Regions from separate parts of the Homo sapiens genome. Here region 1 is linked to region 2. A link is an interaction called in ENCODE POLR2A ChIA-PET data of the cell type or tissue named here. Cell type or tissue: B cell. All regions are shown on one strand. Links, peaks and the distances in the headings refer to the core of each region. The heading gives the core; the rest is flanking DNA.

Region 1 (5,376 bases), core at 301-5,300, 450 kb after region 2:
ATGATTCTCCTGCCTCAGCCCCCGTAGTAGCTGGTATTACAGGTTGCACCACCACTCCCAGCTAATTTTTTAGTAGAGACAGGGTCTCACCATGTTGGCCAGGCTGGTCTCGAACTCCTGACCTCAAGTGCTCTGCCTGTCTTGGCGTCCCAAAGTGCTGGGATTACAGGCATGAGCCACTGCGCCTGGCCAAACTTTTTAGTTGGACATAGTCCCACTTTTTAGTTTGATGTAGTCCCACCATTTGTTGCCTGGGCTTTTGGTGTCATATCCAAAAAAATCATTGCCAAGATCAATGTCAAGGAGCTTTTTTTCTATTTTCTGGGGTTTTACGGTTTTAGATCATATATTTAAATCTTTAATCTATTTTGAGTTTATCTTTGCATATAGTGTGAGATAAGGGTCCAGTTTCATATTCTTTTGAATGTGAATATACAGTTTTCCCGACAGGATTTATTGATGAGACTGTCCTTTCCTCATTGTATATTCTTGGTGCCCTTGTCAAAGGCTAGTTGTATATGTGCATGTTTATTTCTGGGCTCTCTTGTGTTTGATTGTTCTCTGTGTGTTTTTATGCCAGTATTATACTGTTAGGATTGCTGTACCTTTATAATATAGTTTGAAATCAGAAAGTATGATGCCTCTAGCATGTTCTTTTTCAACACTGCTTTGGCTCTTTGGAGTTTTTTGTGGTTGTATAAAAGTTTTAGGGTTTTTTCTTTTTTTATCTGTGAAAAATAGCATTGGAGTGTTGATAGGGATTGTGCTGAATTTGCAGATCACTTTTGGTAGTATGGACATTTTAATCATTTTAAAATATTCTTACAATCTATGAACATGGGATAGCTTTCCATTTCTTTGTGTGTTCTTCAATGTTTTTTTTATCCTTTGTTGCAGCCCCAATGCCTGTGGACTGAACAAAGGGGGACGGACACAGGAATAAAGACAAAGACAAAAGAGTATATTTGGAAGAAGGGGTCAGGGGCTCCTTGCTTCTAGTGAGCAAGAGTCCTGAGCTTTTAGAGCCCTTCATATTTATTGAGTAAAGGAGATAGGGAGAAGCGGGTGGTTGTCAGTCAGCTGCTTGACTTGGTGCAGGCTTGCACGACTGCATTCTCTGAACAGTAGCCTCCAGATGTTTCAGTAGATAACCTCAAGGAGCATGGTGCCAGGGAGTAATTGCACTCAGCATACCTTCTGGCGGCAGGGCAGATGTGAGTTTGCCCACATCCTGCATTCATGATAAACAGTTTGCTGTTTAATCATATAGCCTTCAGTGGAATGCAGAGTTGGTCATGACCCTTTGGCTTTTGGCTCTCTACAGTCCTTTCTTTTTTCTTTCTTTCTTTCTCTTTCTTTCTTTCTTTCTTTCTTTCTTTCTTTCTTTCTTTCTTTCTTTCTTTCCTTCCTTCCTTCCTTCCTTCCTTCTTTCTTTCTTTCTTTCTTTTTTTAAGAGACCAGCCTCACATTGTTACTCAAGCTGGAGTGCTGGCATGCAGTGGGGCGATCATACCTCACTGCAGGTTTGAACTCCTGGGCTCAGGCAACCCTCCTGCCTCAGGCTCCCAGGTAGCTAAGACTATAGGTATGCACGACCATACCTGGGTGAAGGGCTAAGACTACAGGTATGCACCACCATACCTGGCTAATTTCTTTTCTTTGTAGAGAAAGAGTCTCACTATGTTGCCCAGGCTGGTCTCAAACTCCTGACCTCAAGCAATCCTCCCACCTCAGCCTCCCAAAGCACTGGGATTACAGGCATGAGCCACTTTCCTGGCCTCTTCAATATCTTTTATCAGTGTCTTAAGAGCTTTCAGTGTACAGATCTTTTACTTCACTGGTTAAATCTGTTCCTAAGTATTTTATTCCTTTTGATGCTATTACAAATAGGACTGTTTTCTTTATTTCTTTTTTCAGATATTTTGTCTTTAGTGTATAGAAAGATTTAGGGCCCCTCTTCTGAGACATCCTCACTGAACTTAATCTAGCCAATGCCCAGCTGCCTTTAAACTAGACTTAATATTGTCAGCACTTGCTGGCAAGTTTTCTCAGCAGGCCCAACTTTGTGGTCTTCATACTGAAGGCCCAGGGTCCTTCAGTTTGCAGTTTGTGTACACTCCTGCTGTGTTGCATGTGCCCAGAGATCCTGTACCTTTTAGCCTAGTTTGTTCATGCATGCATGGAGGAGAGGTAGAAAAATGGGGGAAAATGGAGGGGAGTCCATAGAAGGCTCCAGAAAGCAAGGGTGGGCCTTCAGATGAGCCATGGTATGGTGTGTGCACCTGTCCCAAGTGTGGTTATAAGAGCAAGGGGTATGTGGAACTCTTGGAAAGGAATTTCTTAGGTCTGGCAGAAGCACTTGGAAGTGGGATTATGAGTGGTTGTGCATGGATCATTTTGGAATGCCACAGTTTCTTTATTTTTTGCTCGGTTGCTCAGGCTGGAGTGCAGTGATGTGACCTCGGCTCACTGTAATGTCCGCCTCCCGGGCTGAAGGCATCCTCTCACCTCAGCCTCCCGAGTAGCTGAAACTACAAGCGTGTGTCACCATGTCCGGCTGTTTTTTTTTGTATTTTTTAGTAGACTCGGGGTTTTGCCATGTTGCCCAGTCTGGTCTGGAACTTCTGGGCTCTAGTGACCTGCCCACCTTGGCCTTCCACAGTGCTGGGATTACAGGGGTGAGCAATCATGCCTGGCTCATTAATGATTTTCTTCATAGCATTTGGGACCCCATCTACTGCCTCTTGGTTGGAGTGGCTGCTTCTGTTATCTTGACATTTTTTAAGCCAAACTTCTTAAATTATCAGTCCATATTTTGCTGGCATCAAACTCTCCAGCTTTAGATCCTTTACCTTCCTAAAGTTGTCATAAAATAACTTCCCTTTTTCTCAAATCATATTAGAGTCTACAGGTATGCCTTCATTATAGTGATTTTGCCCCTGTATAAAGCTGCATTTTCAATATGAGATAAAAAAGGTATTTAGCAAAAAGTACATTGTTTTCGTGCCTACTGGTGTAGCTGCAGTGACGGCTTCATGAATTTTCTCTTTTAACAGTGGTCCTTACACCAGATTAATTTATCTTGAAATGGCGGGCAACTGAATCGCACACCTCAATCTATGGTACGTATTAAGCAAGTCAACATGTTCTTATAATGTCATGGCTTTTCTCTACTTCTTGGGAGCACTTCCAGCATCACTAGTGGCACTTCAGATGGGTCCTGTGTTGTTATTCAGAGTTTATCGTATTGCACCAAACAATGAAAAATGTGCCAGAACCACAGAGATCAATTTTTACTGCGGTCTGCAATTTACTAGAGAGATTAACAGTTCACATGGAGATGATTAACATCACGGGGCACATTAAGCAGGTACCTGAGCTCACCACAATAGCAATGGGAGGTGGCTATGAAATTATTATAGAAGTTCAGTATGTAGTACAGTTCATTAATGCAGTTATGATTGAATACTGCGTCTTTACATTTTTTTACATTTATTTTGACTGTAGATGGAACCATATACAGTCTAGAGGTGTTTATATAAATTTGGTACATTTTAACTTAGAATAGATTTGTGTGTGTTTTATGGTACTAAGTGATAAAATAGACTAATAGTTACATATATTTTATGCATTTCTGGCATACCTTTTTCTTAATTAGGGTACATGGTTCATCTGTGAGTTTTTTCAAATTGTTGCAAGTCTTCAAAATATTTTTCAGATGTTTATTGAAGTAAATTCTTTTATAAATGGACCCATACAATCCAAACTCATATTGTTCTATCGTCAACTGAAGTGAGAAGCAAGGCCTAAGTGGAGTCCACAGGGAGGTTGGGCAGCTGGAGGGTTGGTTCGTTGGTCTTGAGAGCGTGGAACCCAGAACTGTACTGCCATAAGCACTTTTCATGGTGACTTCTGCGGGGTCTTTTGGGAGTGCAGGAATCATGCAACTTACCGAAGTATTATCTGGAAAATCACAGAGATCATTTAGGGGGGCTACCTTTGTTTTTTTTTTTTTTTTTGGAGTATTTTGGGCTGCACGTTAAGATGGTTATAGATGCATTTTGGATGCATTATCTAAATGTCAATATGGAGAGTTTCCTTGGAAGATGTTGGGGTCTCATTGGGGCATGTGTGCATCATTGAAGATATCTGTTTTAGTAGATAGTGGTGCCAGTATTCGGGGGTGGGGTCATTACAGGCATGGACCACCGTGCCCAGCTAATTTTTGTATTTTTAGTAGAGACGGGGTTTCACCACGTTGGCCAGGCTGGTCTCAATCTCCTGACCTCAGGTGATTTGCCCACCTCAGCCTCCCAAAGTGCTGGGATTACAAGTGTGAGCCACCGCGCCGGGCCTCTCTGTTTATTTTTTGGAGTTTTTTTTCCCCTAAACCTGGCCCATTTCAAGGTTCAGTTTGATAATGTGGCACTCAGCACAAGAGACTTCATTCTGGCTTGGTCTGGTAGTTCGGGAGGCTAGTCCAAAACAACAGCCTTCCCATAAAAAACAATGAGATCATGTCCTTTCCCAGGACATGGATGGAGCTGGAGGCCATTATCCTTAGCAAACTAACACGGGAACAGAAAACCAAATACTGCATGTTCTCACTTACAAGTGGGAGGTAAATGATGAGAATACTTGGACACATAGAGGGAAACAACACACACTGGGATCTACCTGAGAGTGGAAGGTGGGAGGAGGGAGATGATCAGGAAAAATAACTTATGAATACTAGGCTTAATACCCGGATGATGAAATAATGTGTACAACACATCCCCATGACCCATTTACCTATGTAACCAGCCTGCACGTCCTGCACATGTACCCCTGAACTTAAAATATAAGTTAAAAAGAAAACAACGAAAATACTTTGGGCTTCCATAAAATTTGTTTAACTGTGTCATTCATTTTTACTTCTACAGAATTACTTTAAACAGTGTTTACTGATGGTGGTGTATTGCCCATTAAATGCATGCACACACACAGACCCTAAAGCCTCTAGTTTCCTTCCACTGTGCCCTAATTAAAACAAAACATACCATTAACTGTGTTTCTGCCTGTAGTGAGTACCCCTCTTCTGTGCTTCATTTAAGACCATAATACAATACAATCTTGTTCAGAGTCTCTGTCTTCACTTGTTGCCTCCAATTGTGTCTTGAATGCATTGGATGAAACTTTCATATCCACCATTCCACTGATAACTTTATTTTTCAGAGTCACCAGTGACCTCCCCATTTCTAAATCCAATGTATTTCATTTCCTGCTTTACTCTTTCTTTGCCTGTCAGGAGCTATTTGATTTTCTTGTCACCTCCCTGACCATTTCACACTTTCCTCTGCTGCTGTGTCCTGACTCTGAATGTTTCCCAATGTGGGA
Region 2 (5,376 bases), core at 150-5,149:
GACCCTATCTCAAAATATTAATTAATTAATTAAAAGTATTATGTAATAACAGCGATTTTTTTTTCCCACCACTTCCTACCCCACCATGGGAAAAGGGAAGAGTGACCCACAATTGAATGTCACTGCCCTCGGTCTGAATAGGGATTCCAAGTGGAAGCTAACCTCTGATACCAATATTTATAGAACATACATGGCTCACAGATAGGACATTTAAAATTCTCAAACTCATCTGTATAATTTAAACAAGTTATTAGATTTTATAGACAGAAGTCAACATGTCACAACTAATCATATCCAATGAACTCACACACTCATCTGTACCCAAAGTCCCCCACCCTTTTTTTTTTTTTTTTGAGACAGGGTCTTGCTCTTTTGACCAGGCTGGAGTACAGTGGCATGATCTCTGCTCACAGCAGCCTGGAGCTCCTGGGCTCAAGTGATCCTCCAGCCTCCGCCTACAGAGTAGCTGAAATTACAGCTGCACACTATCATGCCCCGTTAATTTTTTCTTTCTTTTTGAAAGAGATGGGGTGTCTATTTTGCCTAGGCTGGTCTTGAACTCCTGGACTCAAGCAATCCCTCTGCCTCAGTCTCCTAAAGTGCTGGGATTACAGGCATGAGCCACTGCACCTGGCCCCTCTTTCTTCATTACTGTGCTTCCCTCTCTAATTCTGTACATATCTCTCATTCTCCCCTTCTCTCTCTAGCTCTTGTTTTCTTTTCTTTTTCCCTGGGATTGTGCTCCTCATTTTGTACCCCTCTACTCTCCTGCTATTTATCCCCTTCTTCCCTCTATTACTCCTCTTCCACCTCTTCTGCTCCATCCTCACAACTTATTTAACCGCTTTTTTTTTGAGAAAGAGTTTCACTCTTGTTGCCCAGGCTGGAGTGCAATGGTGCGATCTCGGCTCACCGCAACCTCCGCCTCCCAAGTTCAAGCGATTCTCTGGCCTCAGCCTCCCTAATAGCTGACATTACAGGCATATGCAACCGCGCCCAGCTAGTTTTGTATTTTTAGCAGGGATGGGGTTTCTCCATGTTGGTCAGGCTGGTCTCGAACTCCGGATCTCAGGTGATCCGCCCGCCTAAGCTTCCCAAACTGCTGGGATTACAGGCATGAGCCAAAGCGCCCGGTCCTTATTTAACCTCTTGTTGCTCCTTCTCCCCAATCTTTTGATCGTCCTCAATCTCTACATATTACCGCCTCTTATCTCTGCGTCTCCTCTGCTCTCCCTGTTAAATTCTCTCTTCCCTGTTACGCCCCCCTGTCCCCACTCTCTAGCACCCCAGATCCCCCGGTGTCCTCCCTGCTGTGTTTCTCCCTCTGTTCTCATTGCCACCAGCACCACTCTGCGGGTTTGGGGTAAGACACCCGCATCGCGGAGAAGCGCATTTTCCGGAGGGTGGAGCTGGGCAGGCAAGAATACCCGGTGTCATAGGACAAGCCGCTGGGACCTGCCCTACGCTGGTTCAGGGGAAGCGGTGACTGCGAAGGGAAGAATTGGGGAGCAGCAGGGCCCACCACGAGGGGGGATGTAGGGGGCGACGGCGCCTTAAGACAAGGGTGGCACCTGCAGAATTCCAGGACCAGGCAGAAGACGCAGCCTCCCCAGGACTGGGGACACAGCGCTTCGCTCCAGGGGCCGAAGACGGAGAGGCTGGGAGGCGCCCAGGGCGGGAATCCACCTCGCGGGTCGGGGACTTTAAAAAGAACGGGGTGGGTGGAGTCAGCACAGGGTTTTGACCAGGAAAACTAAGCGACAGGAAGTGTATACACTGCCCTATAGCAGAAAGACCGGGGTTGGGACCAGCCTCCGGACGAGTTCAAACCCAAAAGCAAGCAACTTCCGGACTCTTACGGGGACATCTCAATTTGCTCTGGATGAAGGAAGACAGGCGAGAATTTCCAGGTCCGTGGGGACCCCACTTTCCAGGGACAGACGCGCCAGGGACCTGGGAAGCGCAAACTTAATACAAGGCAGAGCAAAACTCACGCGCCGCGGTACGACCTTCACTCCACGCGATCCGCCTCGGGGTTTGCGCGCCCAGGACTGAAGCCAGGCCTGGGCGGGGCCGGCGAACAGTTTGGCGGGGCCTGGGCGGGGTAGAGGCGGGGCGCGAGGCAGAGAGACCTTGCCCTTTAGAACCGACAGAGGGCGGGGCCGGGGCGGGACCTGTGCATCCCTCCGCCTCGCACCCAGCGCCTGTTTTTTTCGGTGTTTGGAGGTGAGAGCGGCCAGGAAGGCTGAAGCATGATTCAAAAGCCCTGGAATTGTCTGGAACGGGCATGCAAACTAAAATGTGAAATGCAAAGCCCTGCCGGGGCGGAATATACGATTTCATGCTGATGGCCCACAGAACATAACAGAAATCCTCCCCCTTTCTATTCTCCATTCATTCAGGAGGGAGGGTCCACCCTGTGCTCAGCTTCAGAGACTTCCCTAGGGCCTCCGCCTGGGATGCGGGACGGAGTGCTCAGGCCAGGGAGGAGTGAGGTCACCACCTGCTGCCTAAACACAGCAGGGATGCGGGCACGGGGCGGAAGCCTGAGGTCCCAGCTACTCAGGAAGCAGCGGCGGGAGAATCGCTGAACCTGGGGGTCCAGGCCAGCCTGGGTGACAAAGTAACACCCCCTCCCGCAGGGCTCCCTCCCTCGTCTCTCCCTCGCTCTTTTCCTTTTCTCTCTTTTTTTTTTTTTTTTTTTTTTTTTGAGACGGAGTCTCGCTCTGTCACCCAGGCTGGAGTGCAGTGGCACGATTTTGGCTCACTGCAAGCTCCGCCTCCCGGGTTCACGCAATTCTCCTGCCTCAGCCTTTGGAGTAACTGGGACTACAGGCGCCCACCACGACGCTCGGCTAATTTTTTGTATTTTTAGTAGAGATGGGGTTTCACCATGTTAGCCAGGATGGTCTTGATCTCCTGACCTTGTGATCCGCCCACCTCAGCCTCCCAAACTGCTAGGATTACAGATGTGATCCACCCCGCCCAGCCTTTTTTTTTTTAACCCGTTTTTAAATAAAATTTTTCATGGTGTGACATAGAGATCCAATATTATTCTTTTCCATGTAAATATCCAGTTAGTTGTCCCAGCACATTTGTGAAAGAGATCTATTACTTTCTCTTTTTTTACTTTTTTCTTTCCTTTTATTTTTGAGACAGAGTATTTCTCTGTGGCCCATGCTGGGGTGCAGTTGCGAGATCGTGGCTCACTGCAGCCTCTGCCTCCTGGGTTGAAGCTATTCTTCTGCCTCAGCCTTTCGAGTAGCTGGTATTACAAGCGCACACGACCATGCCCAGCTAACTTTCATATTTTTGGTAGAGACGGGGTTTCACCATGTTGGCCAGGCTGGTCTAGAACCCTGACTTCAAGTGATCCGCCAGCCTCGGCCTCCCAAAGTGCTGGGATTACACTCGTGAGTCACCATGCCTGGCCCAGGAAATATTCTTTACTTCACTTTTTAAATGTGAGAAAATATAATTGAAAAACAAAGAGTCTTCCCCCAAATGAGAAATCATCTCCACGACGATAATAGAGAAAGAAAGAAAAACTACTTCATTAATAAATAAGCTTTAGACCAGAATGTGATGGGAAATAGAGGCAAACAGCTAAGAGGTTGAAAAGAGAGAAAGAAACTTCAGTGTTCTATACAACCCATTAAGGACATGTTTTCAAGATAAACAGTAATCAGTCCTCAGGGAAGAGGACTTGAAAAGCCCTTGGTCACACATAGTTCATCCTGGCTCTACTTGGTAATGGAGGTGACCATCTCTGTCAGCTAACAAGCTTCATCCCGAGGGAGGGGGAGAAACCCTAACACTAAGCCTAATACAAAAATTAGCTGGGCATGGTGGCAGGCGCCTGTAATTTCTCTCTATTTTTAGTAGAGACAGGGTTTCACCACGCTAGCCAAGCTGGTTTTGAAATCCTGACCTCAAGTGATCCGGAAGCCTCGGCCTCCCAAAGTGTTGTGATTACAGGCTTGAGCCATGACAGTCAGCCAGGAAAACTCCTAGAAGTTGCACCTGCATTCCACTAGACTCTGGTTGCATGACCACATTCCTCTCAAGGCTCAGAATTATTTAAATGTCCATAGCTTTAAATTGGAATCATTTGATGTTTGAATTACTTAATTTCCTACTGAGACACAGGTACAATCTATCTTGTTGCTTGCCTTTTTTTTTTTTTTTTTTTTTTTTGGAGACGGAGTCTCACTTTGTCACCCAGGCTACAGTGCAGTGGCACAATCTTGGCTCACTGCAACCTCTGCCTCTCAGGTTCAAACAATTTTCCTGAGTAGCTGGGACTACAGGCATGTGCCACCATGCCCGGCTAATTTCTTCGTATTTTTAGTAGAGACAGGGTTTCAACATGTTTGTCAGGCGGTGTCGAACTCCTGACCTCGGGATTGACCCGCCTTGGCCTCCCAAAGTGCTGGGATTACAGGCGTGAGCCACTGCGCGTGGCTGTTGTTTGCCTTTCAAGGAGCTCCCAAGTTCTTCAGAAATACATCCCTGGGCCGGGCGCAGTGGCTCACACCTGTAATCCCAGTACTTTGGAAGGCCAAGGCTGGAGAATCATCTGATATCAGAAGTTCAAGACCAGCCTGGCCAACATGGTGAAACCCCGTCTCTACAAAACTATAAAAATTAGCCAGGCATTATAGCGGGTGCCTGTAGTCCCAGCTACTCTGGAAGTTGAAGCAGTAGAATCTCATGTACCTGGGAGATGGAAATTGCAGTGAGCCGAGATCGCACCATTTAACTCCAGCCTGGGCAACAAGAGCGAAACTGTGTCTCCGTTGGAAAGGAAAGAAAAGAAAACAACAGAAAAGGAAATAAAAGAAAATTAAACAAAAGAAAAGAAAGAAAACATACTACCTCAGAAAACAGAAAATGCACTTGCAAATTTTCTAATAAATGTCCTAAGAAAAGAGATGAAAGGAAAGAAAATCTCCTTCTTTAATTTCAAAGGAGGAATTATACCTCTCATTTATTGGCTTGTTTGTTTGAGATAGGGTGTAGCTCACTCACCCAGGCTGGAGTGTGGTGGCAAAAACAGGGCTCACTGCAGCCTTCAACTCCCTGGGTCAAGTGACCCTTCCACCTTTTTCATCAAGCATTTGGAAGAGATATCTACAAAATATAAACACCAATACGTTTCCAATTAAGTCCAGAAGGTAAAACATACTGAAATGTGTAAATATGACACAAAAAACAATACTTATTTTGAACTTCCCAAACATGATCTTCAAAGTTTAGGAACACAAAAGGAGTAAGATTCTTTAATAAATACTTAATAAATACTTTACGTGTACTTCAAATCATTTCTATGGAAGCCTATTTCCAATATGACAAAACGCTGACAGGGCACAAACA

Evidence for each region. ChIA-PET counts read pairs that join two places held together with the same protein. Peaks named below come from ENCODE experiments on the same cell type or tissue, not always from the same donor. Only the 100,000 strongest peaks of a DNase experiment are listed, where the experiment ranks them.
Region 1: POLR2A ChIA-PET joins it to region 2 with 6 read pairs; 2 of 35 experiments call an interaction of 5 or more read pairs at or near these places.

Annotation. Positions count from the first base shown.
Region 1 is chr19:52,086,683-52,092,058 of GRCh38, reverse strand. It overlaps ZNF841 (zinc finger protein 841), which reads left to right. Exons shown (of 7, transcript NM_001136499.2): 3 at 3,057-3,122. Among named protein-coding and RNA genes, the nearest start is that of ZNF841, 6.4 kb to the left of the region's middle. In B cell, for the core only: no CTCF peak of the experiment used is centred there; no DNase peak of the experiment used is centred there.
Region 2 is chr19:52,532,665-52,538,040 of GRCh38, reverse strand. ZNF808 (zinc finger protein 808) reads right to left here. Exons shown (of 5, transcript NM_001039886.4): 2 at 5,032-5,133. Among named protein-coding and RNA genes, the nearest start is that of ZNF808, 7.7 kb to the right of the region's middle. RefSeq lists enhancers at 1,521-1,650, 1,387-1,973, 1,781-2,010. In B cell, for the core only: a CTCF peak has its summit at 2,263; a DNase peak (open chromatin) is centred at 2,090; H3K4me3 peaks cover 1,522 bases; H3K27ac peaks cover 976 bases.